2 separate regions of the Homo sapiens genome follow, and region 1 is linked to region 2. A link is an interaction called in ENCODE POLR2A ChIA-PET data of the cell type or tissue named here. Cell type or tissue: PC-9. All regions are shown on one strand. Each heading gives the region's core, and the rest is flanking DNA. Links, peaks and the distances in the headings are about the cores only. Region 1 overlaps XPNPEP1 (X-prolyl aminopeptidase 1). Region 2 has its middle 14 kb from the start of RBM20.

The links. Peaks named below come from ENCODE experiments on the same cell type or tissue, not always from the same donor. Only the 100,000 strongest peaks of a DNase experiment are listed, where the experiment ranks them.
Region 1: POLR2A ChIA-PET joins it to region 2 with 9 read pairs; 2 of 35 experiments call an interaction of 5 or more read pairs at or near these places.

Annotation. Positions count from the first base shown.
Region 1 is chr10:109,870,613-109,881,880 of GRCh38, forward strand. It overlaps XPNPEP1 (X-prolyl aminopeptidase 1), which reads right to left. Exons shown (of 21, transcript NM_020383.4): 11 at 10,230-10,319; 12 at 9,576-9,626; 13 at 7,388-7,446; 14 at 7,178-7,255; 15 at 4,916-4,987; 16 at 2,755-2,815; 17 at 1,180-1,249; 18 at 119-292. Among named protein-coding and RNA genes, the nearest start is that of XPNPEP1, 47 kb to the right of the region's middle. In PC-9, for the core only: no CTCF peak of the experiment used is centred there; no DNase peak of the experiment used is centred there.
Region 2 is chr10:110,624,660-110,635,927 of GRCh38, forward strand. No RefSeq gene overlaps it. Among named protein-coding and RNA genes, the nearest start is that of RBM20, 14 kb to the right of the region's middle. In PC-9, for the core only: no CTCF peak of the experiment used is centred there; a DNase peak (open chromatin) is centred at 5,282.

The DNA of each region.
Region 1 (11,268 bases), core at 1,765-9,764, 750 kb before region 2:
TGTTGGAAGGGAAAAGTATTGCCAATTTACTTTAAACTAATTAAAAAATACAAAACAACGAATAGCTTTCAAAAAGGCTCAAGGATCCACGCATGCCCTCTATGTGAGGGACACTTACCATCAGTGACAATCATGCCTGCCTCCAAGGGCTCATCAGAGAATGTTTTGTAACTGATGCCGCAAGGACCCTCATGGACATTCAAAAAAGACCCAACACCATGTCCAGTCCCGTGCAAGTAATCTAGGCCTGAATCCCATAAAGCTGAACGGGCAAAGGAGTCAAGAAGGTGACCTGAAAGACATAAAGAGCCACTTAATTGTATTTGTACAGCGCTTTAGAGATTAAATTTATTATGTGTGGCTCCAGAACGTGAAACAGAAACCAATAGGTAAGTTACTGGAGGGTTCAGATTTCAGCACAGCACAAGGAAGAACTTTCTAACAATCAGAGCTCCTGAGAAACCATCAGAGCTCAGTCTGAAGCTAGGCGATCATCCATTCAGGATGCTGGTGAGCGGGGATAGACACCTACAGCACACAGAGGCCGTATCAGACATGGACGTTCCCTTGCCAGCTCTGCGACCCTAAGGTTTCAGAATTACAAAGATGAGACTCTAACCAGACTGCAAGCAGACAGGCAGGCATGACAGATGAGGAAACTGAGGCCTAGGGAGATGAGTACATGTCTAATCTACCCAAAAGCAAGGCAGCCCAGGTCTTGTCAATGCCCAGTCCAATGCTCCACCCACCAGGCCTCAAGCAAAGTAGTACATAGCTGAAGTCAGGGTCCCAGTAAAATAAATCCTAAGAATCCCGAAAGGAAGCACTGGCCCAGTACTAAAGGGCAGACAGGAGGCTGCACCAACTTCCACTCAGGCCCTGTGACCTTCATATCTGGTTTGTCCTCTCCTGGGAGCCATCCACATGTGTCATCCAATACCATAAGTGGTCAGGAGAATGGTGCACAGGGGGTACTGGGCCCAATCCTAACCCGGCTCCCTGAGGCCTCTGGGCTCAGTCAGTGGGTTATGGAGACTCACCCCATGAGCACCTGGCTGGGCCTGAAGTGGGATGGGGACCTCACAGTGAAGGAACGACATGTTCTTTCACTCAAACATAGACATATTTGATTCTCAAACAAGAAAAAGAGCCTGCCATGTGACAGAATGCACCACCTACCTTTGGTTCCAGTCGGGAAAACGGCTGCACTCACAGCTATGTGGCCCTTGAGGACATATGTGAAGCATTCCTGCAAAGAAAACCCAGGGGCATGTTGCAGAATGGGGACAGATGTCTAATCCTGTAGTTTTCTGGTAGTTCAGAAAATCCTGCCTGCTAAAGTTTTTAGCAATATCATAGAGAAAATGTAAGTAAAAAGAAAAAAATCTGGTGGAAAAAAAGCCTGGCCACGGGACCAATTTCCCAGAAAATCTTGAAATTCAATTTAGTAGAAGAGCACTGTCAGAGAGATGACCCCACATGACTTTATAATGAACACTCTGACATACTCCATCATGTGAGCCTTAGAAAGAATGGAAAAGTAATAAAAAGTACTGATGACCCTAGCTAACATTACTGAGCTATCCTCTGTGCCACGCACTATTCTAAGCACTGTATGTTTGATCCCACACTTCACGATGGAGGCACTACTGTTATCCTCGCTTCACAGAGAGATTCAGTAGCATGCCCAGATCACACAGTGCCTAAGTGGCAGCATCTGGCCTTGGAGCCAGGCACTCTTGCTTCAACAGCTGTGCTCCCTACCACCATCCTATCTTCAGGGGTTATCCCCACTGTCCGGACAAGAGAAGTGCTACTCAGAAGTGTAGCAGCTTGCCAGTAAGGTGCAGAGTCAGGACTAAAACTCCATGCTCCTCAGCCTGGTTGAGCTCTTTGAAAAGCACAAAAAGAGTCACACCAAAAGAATCCTAGACGCAAGGTCCAAATTCTTCTAAGGCACTGGTGAATACAAATGGAAAAGGCAAGGGACCAAGACAATGAAACCTGCCCCACTACATTGCATAAAACCCTTTTCCTTGGATAATCTTCCTGAAGGAGCTCTCTTGGACAAACAGATTCACTTAGGTGCTCAATCAGCATTTGCTGAGCAGTGACTATGATCCAGGAACTTGCTGGGCTCATGGGAATTCACAGCCACCCGGGAAGGTGGGTCCTTTTATCCTCATTTTTATGGATGGTGACTGCTTTGTTCAACGTCACAGAGCTAGTAAATGGCACAGAAGCTCTGAAGCCAGGTCTCCAGACCCCTAGTACACATCTCTCTGCCTCACAGCTCTCTTTCCCCTTTCCATGCCAATCATACCAGAAACTTAATAGAGTCTGTCATTTCAGAAAGTTTCCAGAGAGTTAAGCCTGTAAATAAGAATCTCAAAAAAAGAAGGGGGTGGCCTTCAAAATCAAATCTAGGCACTGCTTATAAAGCATGTATTTCACTCTCTCATCCCCAGCCTCAAAGGCATTTCCTGACTCAAGAGAAGGCCAAAGCTATTATATTTAAACTTACACCTGAGCTGCCCTAACCTTAGCAGAATGCTTTAAAAATTTCTCCAAATGTCTTATTCCAATAATTAGTTAAATGAACCTCGTAAAGCAGATAAGCCTGACTCCACAGCAAGGAGCAATTTTACTACCCCACATGTAATTTTTACTTCTTTATACAATCCCTTTTCATAAAAGCAATGCTCTTCTTAAGAAAGCAGAGAGGACCTCTTGAGTTTTTTACCTCCACCTTACCTTCTCGTAGGCTGTAGGGGTCCCAAAATGCATTGTCCGCGTCACATCTGTGGTGCCATCCCTTTCCAAAAAAAGGACAAATTGGTTTCCCGTCAAAATAAGCTTTAAGTCAAATATGACACAGGCAAGCATGTGGACAAGTGAGAAGCCCCATACAATGCTGGTGGGCATGTAAAATAGCACAGCCATCTTTGCAAATAGTTCGCAGTTCCTTAAAAGGTTAAATATAGTCACCATATGACCCAGTAATTCCACTCCTAGTTATATATCCAAGAGAACTGAAAACATACATCCACACAAAAACTTGTACATGAAGGTTCACAGCCACATTATTCATAATAGCCAGAAGATGGAAACAGCTGAAATGTCCATCAACTGATGAATGGATAAACAAAATGGGGGATTATCCACACAGTGCAATACCATTCAGTAATTAAAAAGAAATGGAATACTGATACATGCTGCAACATGGATGAACCTGGAAGACATTGTGCTAAATGACAGAAGCCAGACACAGAAAGCCATACATAATACAATTCTATTTCTATGAAGGGTCCAAAATAGGCAAATCCATAGATACAGAAAGGAGAGTAGTGGTTCTCCAGGGTAGTGGAAAAGGGGGTAGTGACCGCTATTGGGTATGAGGTTTCTTTTTGGGGTAATGAAAATGTTCTAAAATTGATTGTGCTGATGGCTGCAAAACTCTGTGAATATATAAAAAAAATTAATTGTATATTTTAAGTGGGTGAATTACATGGTACATAAATTTTACCCCAATGAAGTTATTTTAAAAAATGAAACAAAGTGTGAATGCAGGGATGGCTAAATAAACTGGGAGTGACGTCAGCCCCTGACACACGCATTCTTGGTCTACAGCATAAGGGCTGTTTCACGAGAGACACTATCACTGGGGTTATGAACAAGACAGAAGAAGGCAAAGAAAACAGGAGCCCATCTCTAGCAAAAGAGGGCCAAAACCCAACTTCTCCTGTTAGAACAGCAGGGGGTTTCCTGGACAGAGACCCTAAAAATATCCAAGTACATATCTTAACACACACTAGACTATATCCCTGACATAGAAAGGATAACTTCTAGAATCCTGCTAAAAATTTAGAAGTGAAGAAAAGTTTACACCATTATCAAGCAATCCTTAGCTCTAGGCTGATATTATTAACACCCCTGTGTCCCAAGGCCAGGCATGGTTGCCACGTAATTGGCTGAGCTCATTCAATAATTAGGTCCTCCCTTAGCCATAGTCCCAACTTCAGTGGGGAATGGAGCAGCACTAAAAGGTCTTGCTCGGCTGGGCACAGTGGCTCACGCCTGTAATCCCAGCACTTTGGGAGGCCGAGACCGGCGGATCACGAGGTCAGGAGATCGAGACCATCCTGGCTAACATGGTGAAACCCCGTCTCCACTAAAAATACAAAAAATTAGCCGGGCGTGGTGGCGGGCACCTGTAGTCCCAGCTACTTGGGAGGCTGAGGCAGGAGAATGGCTGCAACCCAGGAGGCAGAGCTTGCAGTGAGCCGAGATCACGCCACTGCACTCCTGCCTGGGCTACAGAGTGAGACTCTGTCTCAAAAAAAAGGCCTTGCTCGTGCCCTCTTAATGCAGACAGGGTCTATTCTTACTCCTTCTTTTGGGTTCCGTATCAAGACCCAACCAAATCTTGGGTTCTTCTCTGAGAAACTTTGTTCCAGAGATGATAGCCGTGAAAGCAGCAAAACATGGAGAAAGAAATTCAGAAATGTGGGGGCAGCCCTCATTTCTCATTTATTCATTCAAAATTAATCCCTTACTTCATAAGGCCCTGGGGCAGCTGAGAGTACAGGGAACCGGCAGGCGGTTCATGGGCTGGGGTGGAAAACTTTCAACGGTTCCAAAAGCTTGCTTTACTTCACAGTTGTTTACTTATATTTTTAAAACTTCCAGCCAAGGACTGTAACATTTCTATCAAACAGTCTTTTGTGAGAACAGAGTCACAACTGGGCTATTTCAAATAGGGGTGAAAAAAATGACAAGACACAGGAACGATTCCATTAGTGGCCAGCACAGAGGGCGATGACCAGCTGAGTGCTCTCAGCTGGAGCTCAGCTGTCCACCTTCTCCACTGCCTCGAATCCATAGTCAAGTTCCACAGCAGTCCTGGTTTACTTACTTGTATTGAGCACCCGAGTCAATAAGGTACACCTCATCCAGGGACAAGGTCCTATTCGTCTCAGGGACTGGCCTAACAAAGTTAATTAAAAATTAATTATTCCACAAATGTAAACACTTAGTGAATCTGGGAGGAGGACACACAAGAGCTCTTTGTACTATTCTTGCAACTTACATAAGCCTGAAATTATATCAAAATAGAAAGTTATGCAATAATGAATTATTTCAACTAATATTAAACTTCTACTTTTCAAAGATCCAATCAACCTATCTCCCCAGCTGAGATAAAGAGCTCAACAAAGGAAAAGTAACACATTTCTTTATGTCTACCTCTGTTTGTGTCTGAAACAAAATAGGTGTTCAAGAGATAATTCTAAAAGCTAAAAAAATGAGAACGATTAGATGCAACAGGACCTAGCTAGAGTCCTGGGAACTGGGACAGGAGCAGCCTGGAGTCACTGCAGCCTTGCTTGTCTCTGGGAGCCCCAGGCCCCTGCCTCAGCCTCCAGGCCCCTCCTTCAGCCCTGACCCCAGCAGGTACCTCCCCACTCGCTCCCCAGACTGCTAGACAGGCAGGAGTGGATGTCTCAACTTGGGAGAAAAACTAAAGGAATTTTGCTGGGAAAAGGAATGGATCACGATATTCTTCTGCTTCAAACAAACATGAGGTATTTTCAAAAAGTGATCTCTTTCCCCACACCGTTTTCAAAACAATATCACTGCACTGGGAAACACCCAAAGGGATGAGAGCACTCCAAGTCTCTGCCCTGCAGCTGAAGTGAGGTTGTCCTCCATTTCCAGGTACCACCCCCTCTTCAGCAATAAGGGCACCAGTCCACACACAAGCTGAACAACTAAAAAAGACAACCAGTACCTCCAGAACCCCGCCTCTAAACAGGCTTCCAACCACCCACAATGAAGAAATGCCAACGCAGAGGCAAATTTCTTCCACTGGCATGAAACTGTTTAATGTTTTAATTATACGGAAAATTCTAGGATAGTATCCAGCCAGGAAATTCATCCTGAGTTAAACAAAAACTGAAGTCCCTCTGATATTTTTATGCTGGAACAGAAGCATTAAGTGAGGAAACTGTACTGTCCCATCTGTGACTGTCTCCCACACACAGCTTCAAAATCTGCCCCAAGACTAAAAGCTCTAAAAACAATTATTAAAAGGGGGAAAAAAGTGTGTGCCCAAGCACAGTGTTCTTTTGTTGGCTGTGCATGTAACAGATGGGGATGCACAGAACTCAAAATACCCAGTGCAAAGCAAAGCGGTTTGAACCAGGCAGAGCTGAGGCTGAAGCCCAATGGCCACACCTAATGACATTTCCCCCCATCTCCACAGGAAGATCTGTCAGTCCTAGACATATCAGTGCCCCTCTGTCTCACAAGGAAGGGAGGCTCGGCCCTGTGGGTCCATGGGTTCTTGTAGACCACGTGGTAAAAAAACCACATACTGGGATGCCAGGCTTCAGGCTCAGGGGGACAGGAAGAGAGGGTACTGATTATCTCTCCACCCAAAACAGGTTGCCTCACAACCTACTACTAAGTTTTTTTTTGGTATGGAACTGATGGAGCTCACAAGATGTATGGACTAGTACAAAACAGCTGCTGTTACCAAGAAAGAAAACTACTCAAAAATTCCAGTCATGGGCCAAGCACAGTGGCTCACACCTGTAATTCCAGCACTTTAGGAGGCTGAGGCAGGAGGATTGCTTGAGTCCAGAAATTCGAGACAAGCCTGGGCAACACATCAAGATCCTCATCTCTACAAAAAAATCTAAAAATTAGCCAGGAGTGGTAGCACATGCCTATAGTCCCAGCTACTCAGGAGGCTGAGGCAGGAGGATTGCTTGAGTCTAGGAGTTCAAAGTTGCAGTGAGTTGTGATGGCACCACTGCGCTCCAGCCTGGGCAGCAGAGCAAGACCTTGTCTCCAAAAAAAAAAAAACTTAGTCATCAAGATGCAAGGGCTATGCATACAGTTCCTGCAGCTTCAAAAAGGAAAGAGGGACACCCATCTGACTACCCTGCAGAGAATGCCAGTGCCATACTGAGCCTAAGAAGAGGCTCCCAAAAGGCAGAGGCTTGGGGATTGGGAGAAAATAAAATCTTAGAAGTCTTATTTCCCTTCATTTTACAGTCTCAACAGACAGATGAAGGTGGGCACAGAGGCCTCTGGTAAAATAATGTCTCTCCCCTGCTCAGGCTCCTGTGCAGAAGCAGCAAGGCCAGGCAGCATGCTCCTCCGCATGCCTTACGCGTAGTGAATGATGGCGCCGTTGGGTCCCGTACTGGAAATTGTTGGGAAGCTCAGGTCCACAAAGTCTGCCTGTTGCCTGTAACAGAAAGACAGAAAGCAGAGTGGCTTAAAGGTTTTTACTGTGCTAAGATTCAGGGCCCTTCCAGCCTCATTCAACTAGCAAGAAAATCAGCACGAGGCTCCTGGGTCCCCCCAAATGGATCCTTACCTGCGAAACTCCTCAGCTTTGTCAGCAGCTGAGATCTCTGTCACACCACCTTTGGGAACCTATGAGAAAATTGCTTATAAATCATCTGGTGAGATAAATTCATGTGTGCCTCTTACAAATTAGAGGAGGTACATTAAAAGCTCACTTTTTCCTCAATTGCTTCATCCCAACTGACCAATCTACAGGACACATCTTTAGCAAGGGAGAACTCCCAAAGGCTCTCACCAAAGCTATCTAAAATCCAATAGTTTCTATTCATTTAATTTTTCACTCAACTATTGTGCTTCAGTATTTTATCCTAAAACCTCCCAAAACAACATATCTAAGTTTAAAAATTCAAAAGCATCCCCTCCTAAGAAATCATCGTAAGAAAATCATTCTAGAGAAATAAAAAAGATAAATGCGGAGAGATTATTGCAGGATTACTGATAACAGCAAAAAATTAAAAACAACCCAAACATTTAAAAATAGGAGGACTGGGTTAGTAAATCAGAAGAGCCACTAGATGCAGTTTTCATTTGGATCCTTTTTTAAGGCCTCAATGTACATGGAAAATGTTCACACTATGATTCTAAGAGAATAAAATAAAACACAAAATCATATCTAAGCCAGGTGTGATGGCTCACACCTATAATCCTAGCACTTTGGGAGGCCAAGATAGGTGGATCGCTTGAGCCCAGGAGTTTCAGATCAGCCTGGGCAACATGGCAAAACCTTATCTCTACAAAAAAATCAGAAAAAATCAGGTGGGCTGTAGTCCCAACTAATCGGGAGGCTGAGGTGGGAGGATCACCTGAGCTTGGGGAGGCTGAGGCTGCAGTGAGCTGTGATCACACCACTACTCTCCAGCCTGTGCAACAGATGAGACCCCATCTCAAAATAAGAAAAAAAAAAAGAAAAAAAATTTATCTGCACACTAAGAGACATGTAAAAATAATTTATATTTTTAAAAATAATTTACGGCCAGGCACGGTGGCTCACGCCTGTAATCCCAGCACTTTGGGAGGCCGAGGCGGGCGGATCACAAGGTCAGGAGATCGAGACCATCCTGGCTAACACAGTGAAACCCCGTCTCTACTAAAAATACAAAAAATTAGCCAAGCATGGTGGCGGGCGCCTGTAGTCCCAGCTAGTCGGGAGGCTGAGGCAGGAGAATGGCGTGAACCCAGGAGACGGAGCTTGCAGTGAGCCGAGATCGCTCCACTGCACTCCAGCCTGGGCGATGGAGCAAGGCTCTGTCTCAAAAATAAAAAAAAATAATAAAAATGTAATAATAATAATTTACATAAAGTCCAGGCATGGTGGCTCATGCCTGTAATCCCAGCACTTTGGGAGGCCGAGGTGGGTGGATCACAAGGTCAGGAGTTCAAGACCAGCCTGGCCAAGATGGTGAAACCCCATCTCTACTACAACTACGAAAATTAGCCAGGCGCAGTGGCAGGCGCCTATAATCCCAGCTACTTGGGAGGCTAAGGCAGGAGAATCTCTTGAACCTGGGCAGCAGAGGTTGCAGTGAGCCGAGATCACACCACTGCACTCCAGCCTGGGTGACAGAGTGAGACTCCGTCTCAAAAAATAAAATAAAATAAAATAATAATAATAATTTACATAGATGAACAATCACCAGAAGGAAACATGAGGGAAAAAGTTACACTAGTGGGAATAAAGACAATATTTTCTTTTCCCAATTAAAGAGTTGTTTATACAATACTTAAAGGGAACATGATATTGTTTAATAACACCACAGAGAAACCACCCTCTTGTCAACTAGAGCAAGAAATTAATGGCCAAGAGTCAATTTAATATAAAAAGGCTCAAGGCTTAAACTGAAGTTCAAAATGTACACAAAGATCTTTTTCTCCTAATACAATCAGCTTGCCTATAATAATATTATAAGACTCATTTTTCCTTATAATGAAATTCCACTTAGTTATGATTCCCTAACCCAAAAAGCATCCACTCTATTATGGAACTTTTCTTCATTCTTGTTACTATTTTCATAATTAAGGAATTTTGAAATCTACACACACCAAATTTCCAGAGAGAATTATTAAAATAGAGCCCAAAAATTTGATGAAGATCTCAGATCTCATGGTCAGCAGAGCATGGGAGATGCTAGAGTTAGAATCACATATAGGTAGGTCTGAATAATGTATATCCACATATTAAACAAAGACTAAGAACCAACCTCTTTCTCCAGCCAGTTAAAGAGTTCACAGAGAGCAACAGCATCTTTAATCTGTGCAAACAATGGAGACATTTTTTAAGTTATCACTGAAAATCACGTGACCAGATTCAGAGCCTAGCCCTAATGCAATACTGAGAAGGCTGTACCTGCAGGGCCACACATCATCAGCAACCAGAGCTTTACATGTGGACATTTCTGGGAAGCTGGTGTGTGCAGCAACTCCCATTATCAGGGAAAGGCTCCTCTGCTATTCAGTAGTTCAGGTACAATCAGGAAGGGCCCCACCTCAGAGCACAGGGAGCTCCTCCAAAAGGTTAACTTAAAGGTTAAGAACCCTACAGGGGCCAGGAAAAAACAGGCCACTATCAAAAGCCACCTCTGGGCCCAAAATCTTTCTTCATCAGCATCACGTCATCACCATCATCTACACTGTGAACATCAATATCTCCTTTTGTATTGTGTATTATACTTTGTAAAGATCTAATCCATCAAGTATTTTATTTCATTCCCTCAATAACTCCTCCTGGAAGGCCAGGAGGCTGAGGCTCAGAGAGATTCTAACCTTGTGCCAGGCTCAATGCCACAGAGGAGGTGAAGGAGCCGGGCCTTCTGACCACCTCACATCCCATCTTCTGCACCAGCTCCTCTACTCACGTGAGCCCGCCTCATGCCTTCTGACTCAGCTGAATTCTTCACAGCTTTGGCGATGCAGATGGGGGTGTAAGGCATACAGCAGCGGTGGTCCTAGAGGCAAAGGGCAGTAGGGTGGGAAATCAAACCGGCTCCACCCACCCAAGACCAAGGCAACAACCTTTTTGCTCAGCAAAACTTACTTTAGACAAATCATTTGAAGAGCTCCCACTGGCGACCCATATAGCTATCCCCTGGGGCCCCAACGACCTGTCCCTTTTGATTGATGACCCTGAGCTTAAGCTCAACCAAAAAGAGTAAGTACATCAAACAAGGTGTCTCTCTTCCATCCCTCACTCCCTTAGCTCTTTGAGACTGCTGGCTGCCTGCCGTCAGCAAGACATTGCTTTCCAAGCCACTGTGGTTGTGGTTAGAGTTCACTAACACTGAAAGCTTGACCGAAATCACCCTTCTCTTGCTGTACAAAGGGGGCTTTTTCTCCCTGTCTAGCCATGCACATGACCTGATGAGTGAGGTCTCCTGCTCCCTCCCTTCCCGCCCAGTGGTCCTATCTCAGCTACTGATAATAATCTGATCTTGAAGGGCTGGAGAAGACCCTTTCCAATTTGAGAACAAGTTAGAATCCAGCAGAGGGGCCTCAGCACACCTGGCACTTGCACAAAGCTTCTAAAATTGCTTTTGTGATCTTATCTCCTTTTCTCTTTCTCTCCAGAGAGAGAGGAGAGAGAGAGAGGAGGAGTCACACTGTGTGTGATGATGGCAGGGGTACAATGGCAAGCCAGATCTAGAGAGCCAGGCCTGGATTCTTCCCAGGATGCCCCACTGCTCAGTGGAGAAGAAAGGACATCACTGGGCTTGCCAAAGGCCACTTGGCAGCCAGAGGCCCAGGGGAGGACAGTAGAAAAGCCTACCTCTAAAGAGGCCTGGATTCCAGTCCCATCCCAGACCCTAATGAAAATGAGGCAACAAGTGTCAGCTGCTTAGCACTGCCCAGCAAGGGCTCAGTAAAGGGCAAGGCTATCACTATCACTTGAATTTGACA
Region 2 (11,268 bases), core at 1,628-9,627:
CCATCTTTCAGCATTTAAGGAAGCTGAAGAAACGTGACAACTAAATGCACCATGTGATTTGGAGCTGGATTCTTTTGCTATAAAGAAAATGATTGGGACAACTGGCAAAATTTTGTCTGAGGATTAAAAGAGAGTAATGCAACTATGTGAAATCCCTGCTTTTGAAGGTTGTATTGAGGTTATGCAGGATAAATCACACACTAGAGACCAACCTGGGCAACACAGGGAGACCCTTGCCTCTCTAAAAAAAAAAATTAGCTGGGCATGGTTGGGCACATCTGTGGTGCCAGCTTCTCAGGAGACTGAGGTGGGAGGATCTCTTGAGCCCAGGGCTTGGGGCTGCAGTGAGCTGTGATTGTGCCCCTGTATTCCAGCCTGGGTGACAGAAAGGCTTTGTCTTAATACTCCCCCACTGTCCTCATACCCCACCAACCTCCAAAATAAAAAAAAAAGTCAGTAAAGTGTTCAGGAATAATGAGGCATCAGGTCAGCTTCTTACTCTCAAATGGAAGAAAAGAAGTTACTTGTACTTCCAAAGTTTCTGTAAGTTTGTGCTTATTTCAAAAATCTTCAAAAAAGTACACATAAATGATACATATTTACTTCTAGATTTATTTATATTCTCTATATAAGAAATAAATATAGATAAAATACATACAGAAATAAATTCACACTGAAACTTCCAGTTCCAGTTTCACACCATAGAATTTATTCTCATTTTCTCCCTTTACATCTTTGCAGCCCATTTCTCCAGTGGCAAGAATTCTGGTTTCATTATCCTGAATGTGTTGCCTTCTTTGATTAATCCCTCTGTATGTGACCAATGTCCATGTCCTCCACTAATCCTTCCCTCATCAAACACTCTCCTCTCCGCTTGGGCCCCAAATCCCCCATTCCAGGCCACCTGTCACCTACGCATAGATGCTCTCATCAGCTCGGGAACTCAGCCTCCCCACATGTGGACGCCCTCTTCACTCCACTTGGACTCTGACACCCATGCTAGGCTGGGCCTCTGCCCCTCCCAATGAATGTTCTCCTTGCCCCACCCGTTCTATGACTCTCCATATTGGGCCACCACTTCCCCACACCAGCAGATTCCCTTCTCACCCCACTTGGTCTCTTACCTTTCGTGCTGGGCTGCCCCTCCATGGGACAACTGCTTTGTCCTCTTCCCATTCTGATTCCCATGACTTGCCACCTCCCAAATGGATGCCTCCTCACCCTCCACAGACTCCAACACCCTCACTCTGGGTCACTGCAGTGTTATCCTCCCCAGTCCCCACCCCCATGAATTGTTCAGCAAGGAAAGGAGAGGGAAGGAGAAGAAGCAGTTTCCCATTTTCTTTTTTTTTAGTAAATGAAGAAACCGAGGCTTGGAAAGGCCACATTACCAGCCTGAAGTCAGACAGTTGATAAGTGATAGAGATGGAATTTGAACCCAAGAAGTCAGTCTCCAGAGTTCCTGCTCAGGCCTGCTATGCTGTGGCCTGTTCACAGGGCGCCCTTGACACCACTGCTGCCTGAGTTGACTCAGTTCCAGCCCTATGAGTCTAAACTGTACGATAGGTGTTATTTCATTTCACAAATGGGAAAACTGAGAGTTGGAGAACTTAAGTACCTTGCCCAAGGCCATGCAACCTGGAAGCAGCCTGGATTTGACCCCGTGCCTTTTGGACTCCAGACTTATGAGGGTAATCACTGTGCCAGAGGGCCCAGAGGGAAGGCAGTTGACTCTGACTTTCAATTCCTGTCTCATCCCAGGAATATCTGACTCAAGGCAGGGTCCTTGTCTGACTTTTGGGGGTCTCCTGGCTCACTCTCAGCTGACTAAGGCAGTGTGGCTCAGAAGCAAGTACATGCAATTTGAGTCTTTGCCACTTACTTGCTGTGTGACTTTGGGAAAGCCACCCAATCTCTGAGTAGACACAATAATGGCACTCTTCTGGGTGGCCATGAGGAATCAGCGAGAGAGCAGGTCATTTGCTTGGTATGGGGCCTGGCCCAGGGTGGGCTTTCAGTAAATGGAAGCTCTTACTGTTGTAAAAACAAACCTCAGAAGGCAGTGAGGGAGGTCTTGTCCAGCACCTAATAGAGAGAAGGTGTCATGGAGAGTTCAGAGGCATGGAGACTAGGAGTGGGTGGAGAGCCAAGAGCTTTTACCCTGAGTTTGATCATCAGGCCATGGAGGGTCATTCCTTTACTGCCTCCAAGCAGGAGTTCTTAATTAAGGCAAAGCAAATTATTATTTTGTTTGTTTCCTTTTTTTTCCCCCAATAAGCCTTTTGCACTCCTAAGACAAAATAAATAATTACTGGTACATTTTATTAGGGTCATCAAAGGAAGCCAACAATCTGTCAGTGGGATGTGGAATGCAGGAAGCACTACCTCCAGGGACACCAAGGTGTTGTTGGAGTTGGCTTCCCTTTTTCGGGGGTGTTAGAGAGGTAGAGCTGAGACCAGTGGGATGAGCTGCTCTTGTGGGATGGGAGTAACTTTCACGAGCTCCTTCATGGTTCCAGCTTGTGGGGCCTGGGCTCACCTGCATGCCCCAGACCTGTTGGATAGTGGTCTCAACTTTTCACTTACTCCTTCACTGACTCCCTCAGCCTGAGGATTCAGGTTGACCATCTAAGGATCTGGGCTCTTAGCTGCCCAGACAGAGATCTCCAGATGCCAGGACCCTCCCAGAGAGAGGCTGGACCCTCTGGTCCACTTATTGCTGGTGCCCCCAAGAGATTTGCATACGAGGAAAAGATCACACCCTCCAAATTCAGACAAGCCTGAACTTGAACCTTGGCATGTGTGTGCCCTAAGCTAAGTTTCTTCACCTTCCCAGGCCTCAGTTTCTTCATCTATAATGTAAGGCCAAGTCATGCATACCTTATATGGGTGTTGTGAAGGTTAAGTGAGTGTCCTTCGTTATTCCATAAGCCAATGTTTGTTGAATGTTTGCTGTGGTTAATTTTATTGTTTTCAAATCCTGGCTGTGCTCCTAATTGGTTGAGTGACCTTAGAAGATCTTGCTTTAACATCTCCTATAGTATGGGTCTGGTGGTGATAAATTATTTCAACTTTTGTGTCTGAAAATGACTTTATTTTATCTTCGTTTGGAAGTTATTTTTGCTAGACGTGGGATTATAGGTCAACAACTTTTTTTCAATACTTTAAAGATGTTACTCCAAGTCTTCTCACTTGCATTGTTTCTGAAGAGAAATCAAGAAACCTGCTGTCATCTTTTTCTTTGTTTCTCTGTATAAAATATGTTATATATAGAATATGTTTTTTAAAGATGTTGTTTTTAGAGACGTTTTAGATTCAAAGCAAAATTGAGAGGAAAGTACAGAGATTTCCCACATACTCCCTGTCCCAACACATGAATAGCCTCCCCCATTATCTGGTGAACATTCTTCACTAGAGTGGTACATTTGTTAGAGTTGATGAAACTACATTCATGTCTATTATTTTCCTCAATCATTGTAATTTTTATCACTACAAGTTCTATTTGGATCTTTTTATATATCTTTCATGTTTCTACTTAACTTTTTAAACATATGGAATGCAGTTTTAATCATGGTTTTAATGCCCTCTACTAATTCTAACATCTGTGCCATTTCTGGGTTGGTTTTAATTGATTATTATCCCCATGATGGATTGTGTTTTCCTGCCTCTTTGCATGCCTAGTAATCTTTGACTGGAAGCCAGACATTGTGAATTTTACCCTATTAGGTACTGGATATTTTGTATCCCTGTAAATCTTGAACTTTATTGAACTTTGTTCCAACTATTACTTGGAAACAGTTTGATGCTTTTAGATCTTGCTTTTATGATTTTTAAGGCAGACTCAGAGAAGTACTCAGTCTTAGGCTAATTACTCCTCAGAAGATCTTCCTAAGGCAAGATCTTCTTGAATACACTACCCATTGAATTTGGAGTTTTTCCATTCTCTCTGGTGGGAACAGGTATTATTGCCGGTCCTGTGTGAGTGCTGAACACTGTTCTCTCAGATCCTTTCAGATGATTTTTCTCCTGACCTCACACACGTGCACTGATTAGTACTCTGCTGGATATTTGAGAGGGACCCTCTGGAGATCTCTGGGTTTCAGTCTCTGTGCAGTTCTCTCCCCTCTGGTACTCTGTCCTGCGAACACTTGCGTCTTGGTCTTGCTAGATTCTCAGCTCTGTCGCCTCAAATCAGAAACGCTACTGGGCTTTAGTTGCCTACACCCTACCACCCCCCTACCCGCCCCCGCCACCCCCTACCCCCAGATTGTGCCCTGGAACTCTTCTCAAGGCAGTAAACTGTAGCAGTAACAGGGCTCACCTTGTTTGTCTCCCATTGTTCAGGGATCATGTTCTTTGTTTCCTAATGTCAAGTGTCTTGAAAACCATTGTGTCATGTTTTTCTGTTTTTCTTGTTGTTTCTGGCAAGAGGGTAAATCCGGTCTCTGTTAATCCATCGAGGCCAAAAGTGGAATACTCTTTTTTGTTTATTTATTTTTTTGCCAAGATTCCTACTTGGTTCTTTTTCATTACTCACCTGTTCCCTTTTTTTCTGCCTATTTCACCTTTATTTTGTTCTTATATACATATTATTTCTTAGTTTGAGCAACTTAAACATATTTTAAAGTATCTGTCAGATAATCTTATTATTTTAATTTTATCTGTATTAAATTTTTCTTCCTGTTGTTTGATTTTGTTGGCTTTTTTCTTAGGGTTAGATTTTTTCATTTGCTTAAAAATCTTGTTTTTCAGGTTCATTTTCAGTAGTCCATGGAGATGTTCATTGTGCTTTTGAGCAAAGATTACCTTTTTTCCCCATATTTCATCTATTATTCTTACATGCTTGGAGCAGCAGTAGTTCTTCAAAGTATAAACTTACAAAGCAATCTTTAAAGTCCCAACATTCTATGTTTATAATCTGGTGTTGTAGAAAGGTTCAGGCTTTCAGTAGGCCAAAGCTCTAGTTTTGAATCCTGGCTCTGCCGTGTGCTCCTGTTCAAGTTTTTGAACTTCTTTGAAATTCAGTTCTCTTGTTCCTAAAATGTGCATAATGCCTATCTTGTATTATGTAGAGTTTTTATGAGGATTAAGTGAAATTTCCTGGCAGGGTTTCCCAAATGTTGTTGACTTTGTAATTGAAGCTATGATTGACTCTCCCATGCAGCATGAATGAAACAGAGAAAGTTGACACTGTGCCAACAGGTGCAAAAGAAGCTGCTGGACTTTTAAAACAAAAGGACTCCAAATACACCCAACTGTTTACATTTAGCATGAGTGGTCCCTGATCCAACTTCTGTCTGTGTATTCTCAGAGGGAGTGGGTAGAACACACAGAGGCAAGGAATGCGTGCTATTTCTGGAGCCAGAAAGCAACACATCCAGCAGCAGGAATAACCTTCGTGGTGCTGATCAGTTGCTATGACTCTGTAGATGCAGAATTTAACCAGCCAAGACCTGTGTTTTTCTTAGCCTGGGGATAGAGTCAAAGAAAGGCTCATGTCATTCGGAACCAAACTGCCAATACTAATAATAGGCTGGGGCCTGTGGGTGGCTTAGGTATGGGAAGTGGGAAGCTAGAGCTAGTTTTGAACAAAAAAATGCCTCAGTTGAGCCCTGGTGGTATGAGGATGCTCTCCTTGGGTATATATATTTTACATTCCTGGGTCTTCCTGTCTTCCTTCCAAACCAAGAATCCAGCGCGGTAGATTTGTCTCCACTTCCCAGTCATCTCCAGGTTCTCTTTGTGGGAACCCACTCCCTGGGCTTGCTCCCTAGATCCTCTCTAGGGCTGGCCACTCTGACTCTCTGAAGTCATGGGCAACCCCATACTGATTTTCACTCCAATTACTGACTCCCTTTTTGTACAGAATTTCCCTTGTGGCCAGTACACCCATCACAAGGATACCAGAGGGGAAAACTAAGGCAGGACAGAACTGGAAAAAAGTAGGTGACTACTTTCAAGTCACTTTCACATTTAGAAATTTATTTGATTGACTGAAGACCTATAAAGCAAGTACGATATAATACTTATTTTTACTTTATTAACGGGGCTCAGAGAATTGGTAATAAACCCAGGTCACTTTGACTTTAATGACAAAATAGAAATATTTGTGATAGTTATTTTTATAGAAATAGAATTTGAAATTATAGAAACTTTGAAGTTGTAGAATTATAGAGCTATCATTTTATAAGCTCTAAAATAACTATTTTCATTCTGTTTTTTTCTTTCACCTACTATTATTGTAAACAACAACAAAATGACTGCCATTTATGAAACACATGTTCATATTGGGCACCATGCTAAATATTTTACCTATTTTCTCTCATTTAATTATAACAACAAACCAATATTACAGATGCTGCTAGCCTCATTTTCTGGATGTGGCCAAAAGGAGTTTAAGTAACTTTTCTATCATTTGGCATTCTTACATAATTGTCTTCTTAAGTTCCTACATAATGGTTACAATTATCATTTTTAATTGCTATGTACTAATAATGCCCCTAATTCACTTAATTCCTTCTGCCTTGTTAGGTATAATGATTAAAAGAGCTGGGAGACATTCATTCATTCATGTATTGAACAAGTATTTAATTAGCACTTGCTATGCTATCATATGCTGTGTTATATCCAGGGAATACAATGGTGAGTAGGACAAAAACACTCACCTTCAGAGAGCACTCACAGTCTCATGGAATATGTAGCCAGCAAGAGGCAATTAGAAGACAGGGTGGTGATGAGGGCAGTTCTTGTTGCTGTGGGAGTGCAAAGCAGGGAGCCTACCTCATCCCAACAATGTCAGAAGAACAGCTATCAATTAAGACGAGAAAAGTAGAATGATTTGAATGGCCACTAATTTACCATATGCAAAACCAATGAGGGTGCTATGGTTTGAATGTTTGTCCCCTCCAAAACTCATGTTGAAGTTTAATCCTAAACGTGGCAGTATTTAGAGAGGTAGGGCTTTAAGAGGTGATTGGGCCTTATGAACAGGTTAATGAATTAATGGGTTATCATGAGAGTGGAACTGGTAGCTTTATAAGAAGAAGCAGAGAGACCTGAGCTAGCACACTCAGCCCCCTTCCCAAGCGATGTCCTGCACTGCCTAGGGACTCTGCAGAGAGTCCTCACCAGCAAGAAGGCCCTTGCCAGATGCAGCCCCTTGACCTTGGACTTCTCAGCCTCCATAATTGTAAGAAATAAATTCTCTTTCTTTATAGATTCCCCAGTTTCAGTATTCTGTTATAAGCAACAAAAAACAAACTAAGAGGGCCACCAAACACATACCACCCATGATGCTTTAATGGAACTTGGGTCTCCAGGGATCCCAGGAATTCAGATACATTAGGATTTGGAGCCCCAAACTATTTTCATTTCCATTGTTATTTTACCAAAGGCTTGTCATTCTCTAGGCCAAAGAGGCCTAAAACAGCATTGTTCATGTCTTCATTGTTCTGATGATGATGATGATGATGATGATGGTGGTGGTGGTGGTGGTAGAGGTGCTGGTTTTGACTGCTTTCATTAACTGAGCATCTCCATGTGTCAGGTACTTTATAAGTGTTATTTCACTGATGTTCACAACAGCCCTATAAGGTGTTATACCTTTATTTTTTTAGATCAGGAACTAAAACAGAGAGATTAGATAGCTTGACTTGCTCAAGCACAGCCTGCTAATAAACAGAGAAGGAGCCAATTCTCTAAGCATAGGAGTTATATCATTTAGATTGTGAGGAACAGTGAGTGTGCTGGATTTACTCTAAAGGTTCTAGTGGTGGGTTCAAGTCTCTTTCAAGTATAAGCGGAATTTGATGCATTGTTGCTTGCTTGAAGATGGTGGAGCCACTTGAGAGGGAGTGTAGTGGCCTTAAGAGCTGAGAGAGGCCTTCTGTTGATAGTCAACTAGAAAATGAGGACTCCAGTCCTACAACCACAAGAAACTGAACTTGGCCAACAACTTGAATGAAGTTGGAATCAGATTCTCACCTAGAGCCTCCAGATAAGAGCCCAGCCTGGCCAATATCTTGATTTTGGCCTTGTAACATCCTGAGCCGAGAACCCAGTTGAGCCATTCTGGATTTCTGACCTGCATAACTGTGAACAAATAAATGTGTGCTCTTTTAAGCCCTTACATTTACAATAATCTGTTACACAACAGTAGAAATGTAATGCAGCAGCTCTTGCCACATAGTCACTTGATGTTCCATGGTTGGCAAGATCAGAGGCTCTGTCTCTACCAGGGCCAAGTCACCCACTAGGAACTATTTTCCAAATGCTGTAAATTTCTGCTGCACATGTCATGACTTGCTCCAGAGCTCTAGGTGTCTACATTGTGATCCCCCTACTGGGGCTTGTAATAGATTCAATATGTCTTTCCTTCCATAAATGCCTCTCATGCTATAGGATCCTCTGTGTCACATGGTCCAGGTAGCAGAGTTACTCATGCCCAGCCTGGACTTTCTGCAGAATCCTTTCCCAGGCAGTGCCTCATTCCAAGAAAGCTGACAGCATTTCCTATCACTTGATAGATGGACCAAGGCAGTATCTCTATGTTTCCTTTTGGATGATGGATGGTATAAGATGCAGTGAGCCGAGGTCACATCACTGCACTCCAGCCTGGGTGACAGAGTGAAACTCCCCCTCAAAATAAATAAATAAAATAAAATAAAATAAAAGTAATAATTTATTCATTTGACTTCCAAATATGAGGCTCAAAAGTCAATCCACTGGAATACAAGAAGAAAATATTAGAGCTTTTGGTTTTCTTTTATCCATGTCATCAAAAATTTTTCAAAGTTTTGCTAATATTTCACATATAGATTGATCCTGATCCTCACCCAGTTTACATCAGACACTTATAAGAAGACACTCACATCGTACCAGCTATTCAGAGGGGAAAGTAGAATTTTGAAAGGGGAAAGAGGTTGATAAGGCCACTGCAAAAGATTTACCTTTTACTTTGGAGGGGATGACAGACCCTAGACCACTGGGTCCTTACAAATCCACTAATGTGCAAGCTCCTGAATCTTCATGAGGTTTAAGTTCTCACCCTCTGGAGTACAGACTTCCAATATAATTCTTGCTCATCCGGTATTAATACGGTGTTATAAAAATAGAGGACAATTGGCTGGGCACAGTGGCTCAGGCCTGTAATCCCAGCACTTTGGGAGGCCGAGACAGGTGGATCACCTGAGGTCGGGAGTTCGAGACCAGCCTGGCCAACATGGCAAAACTCCATCTCTACTAAAAATACAAAATTTAGCCTCCTGGGTTCAAGTGATTCTCCTACCTCAGCCTCCTTAGTAGCTGTGATTACAGGCACCCACCATGCCTGGCTAATTTTTGTATTTTTAGTAAAGACGGGGTTTCACCATGTTGGCCAGGCTGGTCTCGAACTCCTGACCTCGTGATCTGCCCGCCTCGGCCTCCCAAAGTGCTGGGATTACAGGCATGAGCCACCGTGCCGGGCCTTTTCCTTGTCTTTTTAACTTTCCACACAATGCCAATGTAAGAATTCATTTTAATACAATAAATGTATATATAAGGATGTAAACATATATAATAAATGTACATATTAGGAAAGTCAGCATCTTAATAGATAAACACATGAGATCAGAAAAAAGGCAAAGAAGCCTATATATCCACTACTATTATTTAACACAATCGAGATATTAATCAATACAACTAGACAAGAGAAAACTATTAGAGGAATACAAATTGACAGGGAAAAAAGTAAAACTCTATTTGTAGATAACATGATAGAATATCTGGAAAACTCAAAAGTTGTAATGATAAAACTAAAACAAGCAAAATAATTCTGTGCGTATGCATGCATTATTTTATGTATAGATTAAATAATATAGAAATATAAATAGGCAAATATACATTTATATTTATATAAACAATAACCAGTTAGAGAAGATAATAAAAGAGAAAGCCTTACTTATTATACAAACTAAAGAGCATAAAATATTTAGGAACAAACTAAGAAGAAAAGTGTGAATTGTGTGGGAACTCCAACATAATACCTTAGGGAGTTGTTGATCCCATATCGTGGCACTAAGCATGGAATAAATGAGTTAGATAGTCACGAATAAGAAAACATGGTATGTAATAGACAAACTTGGCTCTCAACATAACCACCCATAGAACGACTTTAGAATTCCGAGGGTCTTACAAGCCCAGGTACTATGAGGATGGTGCTTAGTTCCAGGGGAGGTGCTGTGGGTGCCAACTTCCGGCTTGGCTCGTTGCCCGTCTGGCTCCACGTCTCTTGTCCCTCTGGGCTGTGAGTCTGGCAGCTGGTGTCAGTGTGATGATTTGCTTGGCTCTGTCCTCCCTCCTAGTATTACTTTTTCTGTAACAAAGCTTTTGCTTTGATCTGCTGCAGTGTCAAGTGTTTTATTTGATACCACTAAAACCACCAAAACTTCTCTGAGGAAAACTTTAAGATACTCCCTAAAGGCATAAAAGTAGACTTGAACAAAGCAAAAGACATCCCTTGTTCTGTGATGGGACTAACTCATCATCGTAAAGGTCTAATTCTCCTCAAGATAATATATAATTTTAACAAGATCTAATAAAAATACCACGTATTTATTTATTTAGAGACTGAGTCTCGCTCTGTCGCCCGGGCTGGAGTGCAGTGGTGCGATCTTGGCTCACTGCAACCTCTGCCTTCCAGGTTCAAATGATTCTTGTGCCTCTGCCTCCTGAGTAGCTGGAATTACAGGCATGTGCCACCACATCTGGCTATTTTTTTTTAATACCACATTTTTTTTCTAGAAAATTGATTGCAGAGCTCATACGGAAAAATAAAAATGCAAGAAGAGTTATGAAAACCCCCAAAAAGAAGAGCTGTGAGAAGAAAGAGTTCTTGTCAAATAACAAATATTATTATAAAGGATCTTTAATCAAAACTAATAAGTAAACAGGAAGACTACTAGGAAAAAAATAGAAAGTCCAGAATTAGACATAAGTACATATGGAAATTTAGCGTATGATAAAGATGGTATCTTATATCTTGCAGGAAAAGCCAGCCCTTTCAATAAGTGGTGTTGGGACAACTGGATGGCCATTTGGAGAAGATAAAATTGGATCCATGCCTCACACTGTGCACCAGAATGAACTCCAAATGAATCAGACATCTAAGTGTAAAAAAATTAAACCATACAGATGCTACAAAAAACATGAGAATTTAAAAAATAATCTCAGTGTTTAGAAGCTTTTTCTAATTCCGATTCAAAATGCAGGTGCAACAGAAGAAACAAT